2 separate regions of the Homo sapiens genome follow, and region 1 is linked to region 2. Evidence: read pairs that join two places in POLR2A ChIA-PET (ENCODE). Cell type or tissue: IMR-90. All regions are shown on one strand.

What was found. ChIA-PET counts read pairs that join two places held together with the same protein. Peaks named below come from ENCODE experiments on the same cell type or tissue, not always from the same donor. Only the 100,000 strongest peaks of a DNase experiment are listed, where the experiment ranks them.
Region 1: POLR2A ChIA-PET joins it to region 2 with 6 read pairs; 3 of 35 experiments call an interaction of 5 or more read pairs at or near these places.

Annotation. Positions count from the first base shown.
Region 1 is chr5:56,563,552-56,566,051 of GRCh38, reverse strand. The region is part of intron 1 of C5orf67 (chromosome 5 putative open reading frame 67); the gene reads left to right. Among named protein-coding and RNA genes, the nearest start is that of C5orf67, 41 kb to the left of the region's middle. In IMR-90, no CTCF peak of the experiment used is centred here; a DNase peak (open chromatin) is centred at 1,131; H3K27ac peaks cover 952 bases.
Region 2 is chr5:56,833,923-56,836,422 of GRCh38, reverse strand. All of the region lies in intron 1 of MAP3K1 (mitogen-activated protein kinase kinase kinase 1), which reads right to left. Among named protein-coding and RNA genes, the nearest start is that of MAP3K1, 20 kb to the right of the region's middle. In IMR-90, no CTCF peak of the experiment used is centred here; no DNase peak of the experiment used is centred here.

The sequences.
Region 1 (2,500 bases), 270 kb after region 2:
AATCAGTGCCTGACACATAGCAAATAATAAATATTTGCTGAGTGAATGAGTGAATGAATGGTCTAGCCCCTAATCCCTTGAAGAAAAGAGGAGGGTGCAGGGCAGAGTGATCTTGGCAGGAGGAAGTGAAACCCAAGAGAACACACATTTGCAGCACCATCCCTCAGCCACAGAGTCAGAAACGATCATTTTGCTGGCTCTGAGACCTTCCCAACAACTATTACAAGGGCTCCAGGGAGCAGGTCATTGCACAGACCTTCGCTTTCTACAAAGTAGCCTTGGGCGTGCTCCACATAGTTTAAAGCCTAAGCATCAGTTTTTGCACTGTGTTTGTCAAGGAACAAGACCTGAGTGGAAAGATTGCCAGCTCCCACTGAATGCAAGCTGAAATCATGGTGAGAAAAAAAAATGAGAGGAAAGGATTTAGATGTCTAGACCTTTTCCATTTGGAAATGGGGCTTTTCTCTTGCTCAGTCTTTTCATCATAGAGTCAGAACTTCCTGAGCTTTGCAGATTCCCCGCTCAGGCCTCGCTGCTCCTCATTGGTGCTGCAAAGCTCCTAGGAGTCTGCCTGTCGCTCATTTATAGGAAAAGACCTGAGGCCACCCTTGCAGTTCATTACACACTAGCTGTGCTCTCTGGACTTGGGTTTCCCTGCAAGCCCTTTGCACAGCTCCACTCAGCTTTCCATGATTAGAAGTCCTGTTTGCTGCTTACACCCTTTCACTGTTTACAATAAATAGACTGAGGCACTTAAGGCTTCTCATGCTCCATTAGCTATGCGGATTTGACACAAGGATGGGTGAGACTGGTTGCATAGCATGGAGTTGGGTAATAGGAGAAAATGCACCCCTTCTCCTCCCCTGAGATGAAATTTCAGTTGTTCCCACAGTATGTTTTCATTGTACAGTAGATGCAAGAGCTCCAGCTAGTGTGAGAACCGAGCTCAGATAAGAGAAACACAGTGATGGCACGGTTCCTGCAGGGCTCCCATGCTATTTTCTCAGCATTACGGAAACCCAACAATGTCTAAACAGCTGACCTTGTGGTGTGTTGGTAGGTTTGCACAATTCCCAGGGGTCATATTAGCATATGCATTTCAAGGGAGAGATCAAGTCAACTTTGGAAAAAGCAAGACGTCGGTACATTTAAAACTCACCTTCCATCTACATTCTCCCTGAACCACAAGAGAGCAGTTACTAAAGTATCCCTGGGCATAAGGCACGACTGGGTCACAGTGATGCAAGTAGCTCAATTTGCAGTAGCCCATAGAAGCCTTTTTTTTTTTTTAACTGTCATTGGTCTATTTGCTTTTGTATCTCCCAGAATTTGTTTGGAAATAGCCCCTGGATGCTTCACTGTCTTGCATCAGCCTCTTTATTACTCTGGAAAATATTAGTTAGAGTGGCTCAGTTGCTTGTCAGCAGGGAGTAATCATTCCTCATTAGCTGGGGTGGAGTTCCCTGGTGGTCTTTTAAATTTTTTTCCTATTCATGCAATATCCCCACATCTCCCATCTCATGTTGTAATCTCTCTGGTTACATTAAGCTTGTAGACTTTTCCTAAGTTATTGCTTATAAAGAGAGTATTCAGAAATTGTTTATAAAATAGTTTTTAGTGGAATGTCATGCAATTAGCTCTAATTGTCACCTTTCCAAAATTCCAGGAGACTCAAAGGACATTCTGCTAAAATTCTAGAGACCAGAGCCAGGGCAACTCTTCTCTGGAGTGCCAGCACTATTGTCGGCCCCATCACTAAGGCTATTGACCACCACTATTGTGGCTGTCAGCCACCACCAAGATCACTGAGTAGTCTTCTTCTACTCTCTAAGCCACCTATTAGTTGATAAAGTGGACCAAGTCTTAAAACCTTTATAGAGGAGGAGCTCTGTCTGTTTCAATCAATGTTGAATACCTAGTGCTTAGTACAATGCTTGTTACATAGTAGATGCTCAATGAATATGTATCAAATCAATGAGTAGTTCTCTAGTCTGCGGATTGCCTGTTTTTACTACCGATTAATTTGAAACCACCAAACATGTTTGTTTCTTCTCTTGATTATAAGAATGTGATCTTCTAATACTGTCTTCAGGGATCTACAACATAGTGGTTAAAGTATAAGTTCTTCTAACCTATGGTGTTAGCAATCAGCGTAGTGGTTATCCTTAGTTGGGATGGGGTGAGCGGTAACTGAATAGGGTCCTAATGAGGGCTTCTGGGATGCTGGTAATATTCTGGAAATGGTATGGGCAAGTTTACTTTATGAAAAGTAATTAATCTGCACATTTTTGACTTGAACACTGCTGTATATGTGTGCTATTATTCATTAAGATTTTTACAAAATAAGATCTGGAGCTCATTGTCTAGTTTCATATCCTGGCTATCCACTTTCTAGCTGGATGGCCTGAGACAAGTTATTTAACATTTCCTTTCCTCACTTTCTTCATCCGTAAATCAAGAATAATAATATGCCTATGTTATTTGTTTTTTGTGAAAGAAG
Region 2 (2,500 bases):
CTCTGACATTATTACCAAAAAAAAGGTAATTCCTGAATTACCTTCCCACGTGCACTGCCACACCCATGTCACCAGCACCAAAATTTGACTGGCTGTAGTCAGGTACACATGCTGACCAAGTTGAAATATGGAGAGAGAGTATTTCTATGAGGTATTTAAAAGCGACAATTAGGAAGAGGGTAGACAAACACAAGAGCCACTCAGAGGGCTTGGACGGAAAACAATTCTCTGAACAACCTGGGATAGGGATGGTCCTTTACAGGAACTGCTCACATCAACCTCAGTCGAGTCCACAAACCAAGCAGAAATCATGAAATGGGTTCTGCGCACACTTACAAACACGTTTTTGTTAGAATATTATCTCTCTGAGAGCAGGGATTTGTGTCTGTTTCATTACTGCCATCTTCCTAGTATCTGCATACAGCCAATTCTTTACAAAATTTGATGAGTGAATGTTTTGTTATACCACAAGCTACAATTTAAACAAAGAGAACACAAACATTTCTAACTACAAATTTCCTATTTCAAAGGTATAGCTAGCTTTTCATTAGACTGGCTTCCTATTAACCATCAATTGACCCCCTCCAAGCCGCCATCTCCTTGAGAAATGACATTTCAGAAAAGCATGCTCACTACTTTAACCACAAATAAAACTTTTTCCTCTCTGTGCCATCTCTTCAGCTTGTAAAATTCCCCCCCTTTTTATCTTAAAACAAAAAACCACCAAACCCCAAAATGCTTCATCTTTGCAAACATTCTAGCTTCTATTTCTCTCCCATCTCCCTCCTTCTCCAGGTTTCTCCAGAGTAGCCTAAGATTCCGCACCTCTCCTTCATCCCTCAGTAAAGTACGTCCCACTCCCATCACTCCATTAACCCACGTCCTCTGTAGCCCTCAACCAGCAGCATCCCTACTGCGGACCACTGGCTCCTTGGAAAAAGTCCTCTTCCTACCTTCCTGTCTCCTCTTCCCTGCCTTCCTGTCTCCTCTTCCCTGCCTTCCTGTCAACTCTTCCCTGCCTCCTTGTCTCCTCTTCCCTGCCTTCCTGTCTCCTCTTCCCTGCCTTCCTGTCAACTCTTCCCTGCCTCCTTGTCTCCTCTTCCCTGCCTTCCTGTCTCCTCTTCCCTGCCTTCCTGTCTCCTAACCTGCAGTGGTCTCAGGCTCCTCCATAGGATCCTCTTCAGCTCTTTTCCAGGAAATACTGGCATTCTTCAGGGAGGAAGCTGAGCTAGTATTTCCCTGCTACCCTTTCTAAGGTATGGATGTGATCCTGGGCCTGCCCATCAAGGAATTAAGATTGCCAACAGAACTATCATTCACTTCTCAACCCTTAGCATCTGTGCCAGATTCTAAGCCATCCAAGGTTCAACGGAGCAAAGGTTCCATTGGAGAGAAACACTGGAGGCCATGAAACTTCAAGCCTGCAGGTGGAATTACCACTAATAAGTAATTAACTTGTATAAAATAAGATACTTAATTTTATATCTTATTACTTGTTAAGACTTATTATAATAATATCTAAAATTAAGTATCTTATTTTATACAAGTTATTCTCTTAAAAGCTGTATATAAGTAAAATATACACAACAAAATCATTTTCAGGAGCCTGACACCATCACCCTTATTCTGGCTGGGGTGTCAACTCACATTTTAATTTAAAAGGCTTTCTTAAAGCACAACAATATTTCTCTCATCTTTTTTCTTTCTTTGTTTTGAGATGGAGTCTTGCTCTGTTGCCCAGGCTGGAGTGCAGTGGCATCATCTCAGCTCACTGCAACATCCGCCTCTCGGGTTCAAGTGATTATCCTGCCTCAGCTTCCCGAGTAGCTGGGATTACAGGCACCTGCCACCATGCCCAGCTAATTTTTTGTACAGTACAGACGGGGTTTTACCATGTTGGCCAGGCTGGTCTCGAACTCCTGACCTCATGATCCACCCAAAAGCAAATTAACAGGCAGTATTCAACAAGCTGTCCTCATATCCAGGCATACACATAGAATCCTGTCACATCCAGGTAGAACCTACAACTACTCTTCAGTTTCCTCCAAGAGTTTCTTATGAAATTAGCTACAAGTAATCAATAACTAGCTAGAGAACACAAGAATTAAACTCTCTTTTTATCTCCCCTGGCTCCAGCATTTACCTAGGGCTCACTCAGTTCCTAGCACAGTACATACACATAGGAAAGTATGTCAATAAACAAGTGCTGAGCTAAAGTGACAGTGTTTAAGTTTCCAACCATAAGCAGTTCACATAAAAGACTTATGGGCCAGCAAACTACTACTGAAGAAAAAATAATGGCATGTCAGAGACACAGTTAAGGATAAAGATATTTATCTTGCCTTGAAGGAGATTTCAGTTTTACCTGAGTGACCTTTCTATAAACTAAAAGATAATCTCCTTTGTTGGGAAGGCATAGGGGTCAGGAAGATTACTGAATTCTCTCAGTCACTAAGCTCTTATAATTATCAAAGAAGGTGCCTGCTGAACACAAAATAAA